Linked DNA regions of Homo sapiens: all the other regions are linked to region 2. A link is an interaction called in ENCODE POLR2A ChIA-PET data of the cell type or tissue named here. Cell type or tissue: A673. All regions are shown on one strand.

Region 1 (5,000 bases), 100 kb after region 2:
GGTCTGGAGTTCTGATGTGGGGCTCTTTTTAATGAGATCTCAAAGATGCCAATTCTCACAGTCAAAATCAGTCTGATCCCAGAGGGGCACATTAGTAACAGCTCCTCAGAACTTCAAGATGTTTCTGTATGAATTCCAAAGAACATAAATAAGGCTTAGAAGAAGAGAAAGGGAAATTACTTGTGGCATGTTTACAACTTGGAACAGCATAATATACGAAACAAATGACATAAATAAAACTCCTGTAATAAACTTAAGGAGAAATTCCAAAATAGACCACAGAGACTATAGTGCTCTGGGGTAGAGCATTCAGCTGTAAAACCTCCTTCTATCAAGCACACAGTAGGCATTCCACAAAACTGACCAAAAATGAAATTAATTGCAACATGCACGATCACCTGAATCTAATGTTAAAAAGGAAATGTTGGAAATTGTCATTAAACTCAATAGATCAACTATCTTTAGGGAAAGCATTCAGTTTATCATGGGAAAGTAGCACAGCACCTAGATCTTGCCATATACTAAGTTCCATTCACTCAAAGTTCCAGAAAAAAAAAAAAGTTGAGCTCATACACATAAACTTGTTGAACATTATAGTGAATAAAACACATGACTTCAAGTATCCTCTGTAGTTATAAATTTGCTCTAGGCAACAACAGGAGGTCTTTCCTAATTAATTTATGTATCCTTCAATCAGCCCCACTATGTTTTAGGGGAGCAAAGGCATGTAAAAGGAATTGCACCATAGCTGTTCCAAATAAAATGCAGGAAATTTTCCAGTTTCTCCTCCAAAAGAAGTTTTTGCTCCTCTCATTGGGATTATTGCTGTTGACAAGTTATTTTGAAAGTCATTAATTAATTATATGAAACTCTAGTCCTTCAAAAACAGGCAGCAATTTAGAAACACCATTTACGTAGGATTAACTACTTTTGAATAAATTTTTCAGCATCCATCTGGGACATAATTGTTCAACTTTCCTTTGTCAGATCACCAAAGCAAGAGAACATTTACATCACTGAGCACAGTCTAGGTGCTAGAAATGACACGTGCTTATTTTATTAATTTCCCCCAACCCCTGTAATCAGGTATTATCCTCCTTTTACACACAAAGAAGCTTAGGTCTGAGATAAGGTCACACTCCTGACAGTGCTAGATAAGGGATTTGAGCTCAGCATTGTCTCCTATCATAGCTCATATTGCCTTCAAAAAAACATTGGGGAGGAGGAGGCAAGATAGATCCAGCCTACTGTAGACAAAATTTTGAAGTACCTGCAGTTTCTATTTATCTGGCCCTACTCTGAGCTCCTCCTTTGCCCTTCTTCTTTCCTCTCTGAATCCAAACTTTCTTGTCACAGACGTCATCCCTACAGATATATAATAACCTCAGTTGCAATTAACAAAAATTCCAGCTCAAAGCACCTTAGATAATACAGGAGGTTTTTTTTAAGATCAATTACTAGAAAATACAGATGTAGGGCAGGTTTTGAACCAGTCTCTGTCTTGGGCTCAAGCAATAGGACTGAGGCTTGTTTTGTCCCTAAATTTCTTTTTTCTATATTCTCAGTGGTGCCTCCATTCTCAGAGTGGATTTTCCCGATGCAGCTCCCATGGATGAATGCTTCCTAATTGGCATTCAGTGGAACTGAGGTTTTTTTCTTTCTGGATTCATTAAAAATAAATTTAAAAAGTAATGAGTCTCATTTACACTCATTCATATATTTATTCATTTATTCAACAAATATTTAAAGCATATATAATGAGCCAACTGCAGTTCTAAAGGCTAAAGATAGAGTAGTACACAAGCAGACCTCTGCCCAGTAAAGTTTTAATTATTACAAGAAAGACACAATCAAGTGAATAAATATATACTTTAATTTTAGGCACATACTGAGTAAGAATAATAAAGGAGGTAAGAGAGAAAATGAGATATACATACATGTGTTTTTTATATATATGTATGTATATATATTAATCAATTGATGATTGGTAGTACGGATGGAGCACAGATTAGCAAGGTAAAGTACAGGTCTTTGATACTTTCCCCCGACCTTTTACACTCTGGAGCCAGAATTTCTTGAGTATTTCATAAGACAAGAGCCCTGGTTAATTCATCCAAATTGGTGACTATGTTTCTAATGTATGCCATCTCTCATCAATAGGTAATGGCTAACAGAATAAGGATATAGTCTGGGATTGTGAAGCCATGTGAAGCTTAGCAGAAAATAGGGAAATTGTTTTCAGTGTTTGCTATGAAATGCAGAAGGGAGGAGGGTTATCCTCTCTCCAGGCATTTAGCAATTTTATTCTAGACTACACTTTGAGAAAGTGTTGAACTCAGCAAACTTCTCTTATAGCAAGTTATTTCTCTGCCAAAAAAAAAAAGGAAATTGGGATGAGTAACTAAATATATGAAGCAAACATGAAGAGATCTGAAGGGAGACATAGACTGCAGCACAATAATTATAAGGGATTAAATACCTCACTTTCAACAATAGGCGAATCATCTAGGCAAAATTCAATAAGGAGGCTGGGCACGGTAGCTCATGCTTGTAATCCCAGCACTTTGTGGGGCTGAAGTGGGTGGATCACATGAGGTCAGGAGTTTGAGACCAGCCTGGCCAACATGATGAAACCCCATTTCTACTAAAAATACAAAATTAGCCGGACATGGTGGTGCACCTGTAATGCCAGTTACCCAAGAGGCTGAAGCAGGAGAATCGCTTGAACCTGGGAAGCGGAGGTTGCAATGAGCCAAGATCGCACCACCGCACTCCAGCCTAGGTGACAGAGTGAGACTCTGTCTCAAAAAAAAAATAAATTCAGTAAGGAAACATTGGACTTGAACTACACTTTAGACCAAATGGACCTAACAGACATATACAGAACATTCCATTTAACAACAATGGAATGCATATTCTTTTCAAGTGCACTGGGAACATTCTCCATGATAAACAAAATGTTAAGACACAAAACAGGTCTAAACAAATTTAGGAAAATCAAAATGATATCAAACTTTTTTCTGATCACAATGGTATAAAACTAGAAATCAATAACAAGAGGAATTAAGGAAAATTATGAGATGCAGCAAAAGCAGCTTCAAGAGGGAAGTTTATAGTAATAAAGACATATCAAAAAAGAAAAAAATCCCACATAAGCAACCTAACTTTATACCTCAAGGAACCTGGGGGTGGGGAGGACATGCTAAGCCCAATATTAATAGAAAGCCCAATATTAACAGATAAAACAAAGATCAGAGCAGAAATAAATGAAATACAGGATAGAAAAACAACAGAAAAGATCAATGAAACTAAGGGTTGGTTTTTTGAAAAGATGAATAAAATTGACAAATCCTTAGCTGGACTAAGGAAAAATGACAGAAGACTCAAATAAATAAAATCAGAAATGAAAGAGGAAACATTATAACTGATAACACAAACATATAAAGGATCATAAGAGACTACTATGAACAACTACATGCCAACAAATTGGACAACCTGGAAGAAATGGATAAATTCCTAGAATCATAAACCTACCAAGACTGAATTACAAAGAAATAGAAAATCTGAACAAATCAAAGCAAGTAAGGAGATTAAATTAGTAATTAAAATCTCCCATCAAAGAAAATCCCAGGACCAGATGGCTTCATGGATAAATTCTACCAATCATTTAAAGAATGAATATCAATCATTTTCTAAATCTTTCAAAAAAATTGAAGAGGAGAGGATACTTCCAAACTCATTTTATGAGGCCTGTATTACCTTGCTAACAAAGCTGGACAAAGACACTCCAAGAAAACTACAAGCCAATATCCCTGATGAACATAGATGCAAAAATCCTCAACAGAATACTATAAAACTGTATTCCACAATCCTTCAAAATGATTAAAAAAGATTCAAAATAATCCTTCCCATGATCAAGTGGGATTTACCCCTGGGATTCAAGGATGATTCAACATATGCAAATCAATAAATGTGATTCACTATATTAACAGAATGAAGGCCAAAAACTATATGATCATCTCAACAGATGCCAAAAAAAACAGCATTTGACAAAATTCAACATTCTTTCATAATCAAGAACTCTCAAAAATTACGTATAGAAGGAATATTCTTCAACACAATAAAGGTCACATAAGACAAGCCCACGGCTAACATCATACTCAATAGTGAAAAGTTGAAGGCGTTGCCTCTAAGATCAGGGATAAGACAAAGATGCCTATTTTCACCCCTTCTATTCAGCATAGTACTGAAAGTTCTAGCAGCCAGAGCAATTAGGCAAAAGAAAAGAAATGAAAGACATTCAAATAGGAAAGAAAGAAGTGATTGTCTCTGTTGATGGCCTCTTCTTATACTTAGAAAACTCTAAAGACTTCACAAACACACACACACACACACACACACACACACACGCAAAGGTGGAACTACCATAGCTTTGTAATATATTTAGGAATGTATTACAAAGCCAAATTGTATTTTTAGTAATTTATTCCTTTACTGAATAAAGGAATTCAGTAAAGTGTTAAGATAAACAATCAACTTATAAAAATCAGTAGCATTTTTACATAACAACAAACTATCTGAAAAAGAAATTAAGAAAATAATCTCATTTACAATAGCATCAAAAAATTAAATACTTATAAGTAAATTTAACAAAGGAGGCTAAAGATCAGTATACTGAAAAGTATAAAAGAAATTGAAGAAGACACAAATAAATGGAAAGATATCCCAGGTTCATGGATTAGAAGAATTAATATTGCTAAAATGCCCATACTACCCAAGCAAGCTACAAATTCAATGAAATCACTATCAAAATTTCAATAACATTATTCACAAAAATAGATCAAAACATTTATAAAATTTATATGCAACCACAAAAGGCCCCAAATAACCAAAGCCATTTTAAGCAAAAGAACCAAGCTGGAAGCATCACACTACCAGATTTCAAAATATATTACAAAGCTATTGTAGTCAAAACAACATGGCACTGGCATAAAAACAGA
Region 2 (5,000 bases):
TAGATATATATTTTTTAAGATGACAATAATAATATCTATGGCACCAAGTTGTCCTAAGGATAAAATGTGGTAACATGTGTAGGTGTTTAATATAGTGTCGGGTATGCAGTAGGCATTTTAGAAACTATAATTTATTATTATTTTTCAGATGAAGCTGTAGTGCTAAGAAATGTTTGTAAAACCCAGTAAGTTTGGAATGTTTATTGACAGAACTAATGGTAAGGCCACACTGAGGTACTCAAACAGATGTATTTACATTTTATGTAAACTTGGGGCTTTAGTATTCTCTACCTGCTGTATCTTCTCTGGTTCTGCCAATCTGCTTTTATTAACTTTCTTCATTAATAAAGTTATATACCCATCCTACTACATCTGAACAAATTACAATCTGAAAAATATACATGCCAAGATCTTTGCTTCAAAAAATCAAATACTACAATTTAACCTAAATATTAGCAGTAAAAGTGCCTTTTACATTTCTAAAATGTGGGCAGAGAATAAATTCTTGAGCTTAAGTAAAAGAGGCAACACATTGTGACTGTCATGAATGTTACCAAAGTCCTACAGAGAATGTGATAGAAATCAACATGTGGCAGTATTAAAATATTTAAGGGGTTTCTTAGTTTAGGCTGCAGCACTAGTGGGTCAAGAATCACTTGAATTTATAAGAACAAACAGTCATGTCAAAAACACAGTTTCATTTGTCATACCCTTATACTGTATTGACTCTCCATTGAGTATTTGTACTTGCAAAGTTTTTCATTTATGATGTGCAAGATTTTAAAAGCTCTAAACACTCCAGAGAGGAAGAAATTATAATGGGTGGTCTCGGTAAGGGGAAAGTGGATATAATTAGGAATGACATAGCAAACAGGGGGACAGGCAGAATTAAATCTGAGAACAAAAAACAACTTTTCTAACTACAACAAAATCGAATACAATATTATCCAAAGGAAAGTCAAAGACATCAATGACAGAAAGTAATTTGATGAGGCCAAATGAAGAATTTTAATTCTTCAAATATCATTAATGTAATTTTTAGCTGAAAGCAAGAGCATTATAAAGTAAATAATAGCACACATTCGCCTTATTTTGAATGTGAAATGAACAGAGTCACCAAGTGGGAACATGTATGCTTCAGACCACGACGTTCACATCAGGCCTGGAAACTTCAGAAAAAGTGACAACCTGTCAGTGAAACAGGACAAGAGCTAGCACAAATCTTAACTTTTTTTCCTGTCCCATTCTCAGGCTTAGGATAGTGAACATCCCAGCAAAATGAGACCAGGACACCAGGGAGATCCTTTTCTAGAACTACTATTTTGGAAACAGAAATCACGAATCATTCTGAAACTGGCAGTAGAATTGTGATGAGTTCGGAAAGGCATAAAGAGGGAGCAGAGAGGGGCTGAAGGACAGCCAGGGGACAGCCAGGAAAGTCTGGGGACAGGGAAGCCAGGGCTGCTGTCGCGAAAAGCACAAGGCTTGGTAGACAGAGCTCCTCCAAGGAGGCCAAAAGCAGGCAGCCTGCCCTTGTTTGAAAGACAATGTTGTCTACTCTCTCCAAAGTGGTTTGTCTCTGATTACAGGCTCATTTGTTCCTCCCTTGCCTCCAATTCCCCAGGTACATCTCATTTGATGCTGGAGGAAAAGATAGTAGAACTAGAGCTACTGACTTTAATTCACAATGCTTTTAGATGTGCATAATTAAAACTCAGCACATGAGAAAAAGGAGGGAGGACTGAGAGATGGGGGCAGGAAAAATGTGAAGAACACTGAGTAAGAGGAAGAGAATGGTTGGGAACCTGTAGGAACTGTAAGGAGAAGAGGAGAAGATGAGTGAACTTCAAGAAGGAGGAGAGAAGACGACCTGCTGGGGCTGGAGGATCTTGAAACATTTCCAGACACAAAACATATGGATGAGGAAATAAACAATACCAGCTCCTACGGCTAAAATGAAAAAGAGTTCTCCATTTCCTGTGGAAAATTGGAGCTCACTCAAAACACTGGTGGTGATTGTGTTTAGTTTTCTTTGCAAATGTTCTGCTATAAATTGCTATTACTAAATAACCTTTAAGTTTTAATTTGCAGGTTCAGTAAAGTTGCAGAAAAGCTTCCCCTGTTTTAATTTTCAAAGTCTAAATTCTCAGAGTTGGGATCATGGAGATCAACTACGCCAGCCCTTATCTGATTCATAGAAACCATCTCTCCTGATAAGCCAACACCTCCCATGGGAATCAGTTAAGCAACGTGGTCTAAGCCCCATAGATTCCCAAGGGGGTGATATCTTGGATGACTGGCCAAGATTTTAAATTGAGAAATGTAGATTTCACATCCCAGCTCTCTAGGCACTTAAATGAGCAATCACATGAAATCCCGGAACTCCCTTGACACTAAATAAGGACCCTTAACATTTAGATAGCACTTGAGAGTTTGCAGAAGATGTTTACATCAATGTTCTCATCTGATTCTCACTGTAGACACAGGAAGGATATTTCCTGCTTTGCAGATTAGAATACTAATAGGACTCAGAGAATTTATGGGATTTGTCCAAAGTCACAAACTAATAAAGTCTTCTAACTCCAGCCTACTTCTGCAGATGTACAAAAACACTTACTGAAGTAACTGTATTAGTTCGTTTTCATGCTGCTGATAAAGACATACCCAAGACTGGGCAATTTACAAAAGAAAGAGATTTAATGGACTTAAGTTTCATGTGGCTGGGAAGGCCTCACAATCATGGCGGAAGTTGAAAGGCACGCTTACATGGTGACAGACAGAAAAAAAAGCTTGCAAAGGAAAACTCTCCTATTTAAAACTATCGGACCTCATGAGTCTTATTCACTATCACAAGAACAGCACAGGAAAGACCTGCATCTGTGATTCAATTACTTCCTACTGGGTCCCTCCCACAACACGTGGGAATTCAAGATGAGACTTGGGTGGGGACACAGCCAAACCATATTATTCGGCCCTGGTCCCTCCCAAATCTCATGTCCTCACATTTCAAAACCAATCATGCCTTTCCAACAGTCCCCCAAAGTCTTAGCTCATTTCAGCGTTAACTCAAATGTCCACAGTCCAAAGTCTCATCTGAGAAAAGGCAACTTCCTTCTGCCTATCAGCCTGTAAAATCAAAAGCAAGTTAGTTACTTCCTAGATACAGTGTGGGTACAGGCATTGGGTAAATATAGCCACTCCGAATGGGAGAAGTTGTCCAAAACAAGGAGGCTACAGGCCCCATGCAAGCCCAAAATCCAGCGGGGCAGTCAAATCTTAAAGCTCCAAAATGATCTCCTTTGACTCCATGTCTCACATCCAGGTCATGCTGATGCAAGAGGTGGGTTCCCATGGTCTTGGGCAGTAACTTTTGATGCAAACCATTAAATTACATGGTACTAAAGAAATCTCCAAGAAAACAGACCATTGAAGAATGTGCTAATACAATTACAAGGATAGCATTGGTAGTTAATCTAATCAAATAATACACTGCTTCTCTCAGGTGGTGTATGTAAGAATCTAAGTATTTGAAAATCTGTATATGCTGTGAATCCATCGTATCTTGTTTATTACTACACAATAATTATGTTATTCTAGGTCATTATTTTAGGAAAGTTTCTGCAAGAAGTTTCTGCAGAATTTAAAGTATCATGCATATAACTAAGGCATACATGTTCCATGAATCAAAATCAAAGCCTTGGATTCCTTTATAGAACAGATCCTTCCTGGTTAGAGATAGGTTGGTGTAATGGTTAGGCACACATACCCCAATACCAGTCTGCCCTGCATTTAAAGCCTGGTTCTGCCACTTATTTGATGTCTGATACCGAGCAAATTAATTAATCTTATTTTCATCAGTATTTCCACCTATAAAATGGTGATTAAAATTTGGTCAATCTCTTGGGATACTGTGAGAAATCAAAGAGTTCATACCTTTAAGGTGTTTAAAACCATACCTGATACACAGTAAGCCCTATTTGTAAGTCATGTTTATTTTCATCTGCTGAGCATTATATATTAGGTGTGCTGGTGTCTTAGCCAATCCTGAATATAACTCTAAGAGATAGGATTATTACAACACCTAAAAGAGGAAAAAGTTTCAGAGGAGTCCAGTAATTAGCCTCACATCACACAGCTAATAAATGGCACAGCCAAGCTTCAGCCTTATCCTTCTGGGTCTAATTTTCCTTGACACTTCCCTCTAGAGAGAGGGCAGTGGGGTACAAGCCAAGATAGCTGCTGTGTTTTGTCCTTGCAAATACATTTCATATCTCAGACCTAAATTCTACTGATCTACCATTGTTCCTTTACAAGTTAATTTTTTTAAATGAAGTCTGTTAAAGAAATGGGTATCCATTTGACCAAAGCATAAGACATGACAAAGTTATAAGGCATGTTACAATGGTACATGATCTTAGAGACTAGAACATTTATATAGAGAGAATCTCATTGAATTTCCACAGCAAATGGCCACTGCCTGCATTTTATAGTTGGAACAACGGGTTCAGTGATGTTAGATCATTCTGGTACTTCCAGGCCACATGGTGAAGGGATCATTCTGAATATGAATGTATAGCTCTTTCCTCTGCAACACTTTCATCTCTGCTAATTTATACTTGACTTACACATTTTTTCTAGTTTGCCTTGGGAAAATTAATGTGATGCTACTAACCAGGTGTGACCCCACTAAGCCATTCACCAAAATTTATCTTATTGTCCCTGCCACAGGATATACCCCATCTAAACAGGATGCACACCCACCCGATCCACTACAACTCCATAATGAAGGGTCTCTGCAGTGCATGGCTCATTCTTGCAATGGCTTCTCCAGTGAGAATTTACGGAACATTTAGTGGAAAATAGTAAATTACAACTAAATACATATTATTGAAGGAATTTAAAAAAAGAAAATACTTTCTTTTATGGATAGCTAAAATTTGCATTTCTACAACTAAAGGGGTTGCATATACAAATGGAAATGGAAAAAATCACTTTAATAA
Region 3 (5,000 bases), 760 kb before region 2:
TGTAAATCTGGAAATGGCTTCCAACTCCCTCTAAAGATTCATAGCATACATATTATCTTCAAACATTTTAGTGACTTCTCATTGCTATAGGTCAATGATTCTCACCCTTGTTTTCATGATAAAATCACCTGAAAGCTTTAAAAAAAATACTTATGCCTGGTTCTCACTTCCAGAAGTTTGGATTTGATGGTTCTGGAATGGGATCCTTTAATCAGTATTTTAAAATGCTTTGTAGGTGGTTCTGACATGTAGCCGAAGTTGAAAATAACTGCTCTAGGCATACAGGCCAGAATCCTGATCACAGGCTTACACAATCTTGCCCCCGCTTACTTCTCTTCGCTCGTCACATATCACACCCCCATCCTCTGTTCTCCAGCCATGCTGGTCTTCTTTCGGTTCCTCAAAATCACCACACTCCTTCCTGCTGCTGACTGGGCTTCTGAGCATGTTCTTTCTGTGGAGAACATCCCTGCTTCTTCCGATCTCAGCTCTGCACCACTTCCTTAGGGAAGCCTTCCTTGATCTCTCTGACTAGGTAAATTCCAGGTCCTGGGGTCATCAAACTCTGCACCTTTTCCTTGTGGCATTTGTCACAGTATAGTTTTATATTTATATGTAACTCTTTGAATAATGTTTGTCTTCCCCACTAGAGTATAAACTCCGTGAGGGCAGGGACCATGTTGCCTTTACTCTCCACTGTTATCTCTGCTCTCTATTCTACATTGGGAATGAAGGAGACTCTCTATGTGTTGAGTGATCAAGTGAGCAGTTCGTGATGGGGAGGGTAATGATTACTGAGGGTATTACCGAGGGTAGCCCAGCTGGTTGAGGAATTAAAATTCAGCACCGGCCAGGCGTGGTAGCTCATGCCTGTAATCACAGCACTTTGGGAGGCCAAGGCGGGTGTATCACCTGAGGTCAGGAGTTCGGGACCAGCCTGGTAAACATGGAGAAACCCCCCTCTCTCCTAAAAATACAAAAATTACCTGGGCATGGTGGCCTGCGCCTGTAATCCCAGCTACTCGGGAGGCTGAGGCAGGAGAATCACTTGAACCTGGCGGGGGCGGAGGCTGCAGTGAGCCGAGATCATGCCACTTTACTCCAGCCTGGGCGAAAGAGTGAAACTCGGTTAAAAAAAAAAAAAAAACAACTAATCAGCACCAAGATGTTTATTACAAAACCAATAAAAATATTAAAGGGAAACCCAAGTCTTGAGCGGAATGGACAGTACGAAACTCTAAGGGACATGTGGTTGATGGTTAGGGGAGAGGGTGGAAAAAGGCTCTGGAGAGCGGAAGATCTGGAGGGGAGGCCTCTGACCCAACTGGATCTGGTCTTCCATTTATCCCCTGTAGTATTCTACCTGAGACGCAAGGGGTATGGTCTGAAAGCAGAAAAGAACCTTTGCCCAGTATTCCCATAGGACTTGGCAGTGCAAGGCAGCACCTCTATGGGATCACTGGGCCAGGCTGTGTGTTTGTTTGGGTGACAGAGAGAGGACTCACCCAGCAAAGAAACACCTAGTTTGGTAGTTAGTCTTGGAACCACACTCCCTACTTTCAAATCAAAGTGACCTTAGGACAAGTTACTTATGTTCTCTGTGTTTCTGTTTTCAAATTCTAGCATGGGGATAATAACAGTAACTACCTCACTGCATGTCTAAAGATTATATGGATATAGTCTCTTTGGCATAGCAGTTAAAAATTTAATGAATTCTATCTAAAACAAGCACAAAGATCCTTCTTCAACCATTGTTTTTACAGTTTTATTTCTACTCTAAGAACTCTGCCATGTTTTCCACTTTTGCTTCTGTGTTGGTAGAGCTGCAGTTGGAGCCCGGGTAATTGCATGCTATTAACCTCAACAGCACACAGCCTCCACCATGCAAGCCAAACTTGCTAGCATCCATGAGTAAAAGCTACTGGTTTCTGAATAAGACCAAAGTGAAGCACATTTATGATTCCTGAATTTCATATAAATCATAATTGTGCAGATGATTTGCCTTCGAGCTGCAAACACCAAAATGTGATTGATGTCTGAGAATGTCTGTGAAGCTTTGCTGTAACTCCAAGCCCTATTAATACCTCCGATGACAAGTCTATTAATTCATGAAGTGAAGATGGAGAGCTCGCACCAGCATTCCTTCCTAGGATGGTCACAGAATCAGTAATGTTACATAGAACATCCTCCCTTTGGTTTCATGTTATGAGTGTACATTGTATTCCATACAGGGACAGGGATAAGGGATAATGGGGCAGGGATAAGGGGGGCATCCCATTTATTTGCATGCCCCAAAATGAAATGCTCTGAGCAAAGAGTAAATCCTAAGGAGAACTGGGTACACCGTACATATTTGGTAAAACAGGGTTAACCAGAAAATCATTTCTATTACAAACACACAAATTCTATGAAATTTCAATTTGACTAGTGCTCAACGGAAAAGGAGTGTGATAGTTAGCTTTATATGTTGACTTAACTGACCATGGGATGCCCAGGTATTTGGCCAAAGATTATTCTGGGTATTTCTATGAGGGTTCTTTTGGACAAGATTAACATTTGAATCAGTTGACTCAGTAAAGTAGATTGCCCTCCTTAACGTGGATGGGACTCATCCAGTCAGTTGAAGGCTGAATACAGCAAAAAGGCTGGTGCTACCATGTGTAAGAGGGAATTTCCTTCTGGCTGACTACCTAGAGTTAGAACATTAGTTTTTTCCCCCACTGCATTCAGGTTCTAACAGAAACATTGGCTCTTTCTGGGTCTTCAGCCTGCCAGCATTTAGACTAGACACACCATCAGCTCTTCTGGTTCTCAGGCTTTGGACTCAGACTGGAACTATACTATCAGGTATCCTGGATCTCCAGCTTGCTCACTGCAGCTCTTGTAATGTGCCAGCTTTCATAATCACACGAGTCAATTCCTTAAAATAACTCTCTTGCCCCCTACACTCACACCACACACCACACACACACACACACACACACACACACACATCCTATTGGTTCTGTTTCTCTGGAGAACACTGACCAATACAAGGAGCTTAGAAGGTTTTTCTGCCTTAGTAAATACAGGAGGTCAAATGTTATCGAACTTTTTTTTTTGGTAATGAAGACTCAGAGTATTTTGGAGAAATACTAAACATTGTGAACCTGAGTCATTCCCCATACAATGGTGTTAGGAAAAGAAGCGGAATTAACATGTACTGAGTGCTCACTATAAGCCAGACATTCACACAAACATCAATTCAATGAATTGACTTAAAGAAATGTTGACTGACCTAAGAAATTAGTTCCATATACTAGCTCTATTATTCACCTTTCCTAATAAATATGAAATTTTCCAAATTGAAAAAGTCTTGAATATGGTCCTGATACAAGCTAAGGAAAGAGCCTTCTTTAGTTAAGGGAAGCTTGGCAAACTTCAAAGGAGAAGGTGTGATTTCTTTTCTTTTGTTAATCAACTGGGTGATCACTTTAAAAATACTATACTTCCTGACAAAACTGCATCATTGTGATGCAAAATAGATGACTTGGCATTTTGCATTCCTGACCCCAAAGGGCTGGAACGACGTCTTACATCAAAGTATGATGGGTTGCCCCCTGGAAATACAATGGATCACTGTTGCAGGTTTAGGCAGGCTCAGGGACATCTCCATTTCCTCACAGGCTTTTTGTAAATCACAGGAAGCCTTCTAGACTCAGCACTGCCCCAGACATAGAAACTACAAGATCTTATTGCAAGGCATGAAGAAAGGGTCAGGAAGTTAGTTTTTTTGACCTATATCTGAAGAGAGCAACTTGGAGTCCCACAGCCTCCTGGTGAGATCTTTCTGGGTCTTTTCTTTATCTGCCTGATGGAATAAATAGAAAGGTCAGGGAGGAAAAGAATTCTTGCTGAGATCAACAGGTTGGCAGAAGTATCACTTCCTCACCCTCATGTATAAAAATGACCTAACGCCCACAATGTCCCTGCAATTTTTGATAAAGTCATAACCCCAAACAGTAACCGAGAAAACAATATTTTGTTATGGACAAGAAACAATGCCTGGAATTGCTTTTGATAGCAAAAACCGCAAATACTTTGCACCAACATAATACAACTAGAGACCATACCTTTATCACTTGGTTAGGTCACTTAACTTCTCTGGGCTTCAGCTATGAAACTGGGGTGGGGTGAGGAGGGCTGGGAGGTACAAGGTAAAGGGTGGGACTACAGGATTTCTGAGACTCCTTTACCTTGGGAAAAAAACCAAGGTTTTCTATTATCTATATATATAGTTGTATTATCAGCATGATAAGCCATCTAACTTATCAAAAGAAAAATTTGGCAGCCACAAAATCCCTCCTTCATGTGGATGGCAGGAGTTCATGGCTTGTCAGCCTTTGGTTCAGTTTAACAAATATTTGGCTGCATTTGCTGTAACACATACCCTGTGCTAGGTTCTGGAAGCACAAAATGAACTCAAAAACTACTGGGGTCTTTAGCTAAAGAGAATACATGCTGAGCTGTTTGCGAAGAAAAACACAAAAGCACATGTATGGCAGTTTAAAAATGTATCTGCAAGTTATTTGATACTCCTCCCATCTAGAGAGGTCCAATCTTAGTGACTCAATAGGAAACAGTTGAACCTTGTAGTGATGCTGTGTGATGTCTGAGGCTGGCTGGAAAAAGCCCTTGTCTGATTCTCTTGAGCCTTTCTGGAGAAAGTCTTCCGCCATGTAAAAAGTCTGATTACCCTGAGACAGCCATGCTGGTGTAGATACGCTTATTAGCCTCTGCCAAGCTCACTGCAGACATGTCAACTGCTGGACCTATGGCAGAGCTGGGCCTCAACTGCTGGACCTATGACAGTTGATCCTTATGTCACTGGAGCCAGAGTCAACATCTGACTGCAACTGCATGAGAGAACCCAACAGAGAGCTGCCTGGACTGAGTACTTCCTGAATTCCCAGAAAACCGTGAACAAAATGAAATGAAGGTTTTAAGCTACTGGTTTGGGG

What was found. ChIA-PET counts read pairs that join two places held together with the same protein. Peaks named below come from ENCODE experiments on the same cell type or tissue, not always from the same donor. Only the 100,000 strongest peaks of a DNase experiment are listed, where the experiment ranks them.
Region 1: POLR2A ChIA-PET joins it to region 2 with 6 read pairs; 2 of 35 experiments call an interaction of 5 or more read pairs at or near these places.
Region 3: POLR2A ChIA-PET joins it to region 2 with 9 read pairs; 2 of 35 experiments call an interaction of 5 or more read pairs at or near these places.

Annotation. Positions count from the first base shown.
Region 1 is chr5:67,330,720-67,335,719 of GRCh38, reverse strand. No RefSeq gene overlaps it. Among named protein-coding and RNA genes, the nearest start is that of TILRLS, 65 kb to the right of the region's middle. In A673, no CTCF peak of the experiment used is centred here; a DNase peak (open chromatin) is centred at 109.
Region 2 is chr5:67,435,611-67,440,610 of GRCh38, reverse strand. No RefSeq gene overlaps it. Among named protein-coding and RNA genes, the nearest start is that of TILRLS, 170 kb to the right of the region's middle. In A673, no CTCF peak of the experiment used is centred here; DNase peaks (open chromatin) are centred at 1,940 and 2,360; H3K27ac peaks cover 2,696 bases.
Region 3 is chr5:68,192,476-68,197,475 of GRCh38, reverse strand. It overlaps LINC02219 (long intergenic non-protein coding RNA 2219), which reads right to left. Exons shown (of 3, transcript NR_105003.1): 2 at 987-1,106. Among named protein-coding and RNA genes, the nearest start is that of LINC02219, 5.1 kb to the right of the region's middle. RefSeq lists an enhancer at 3,378-3,917. In A673, no CTCF peak of the experiment used is centred here; no DNase peak of the experiment used is centred here.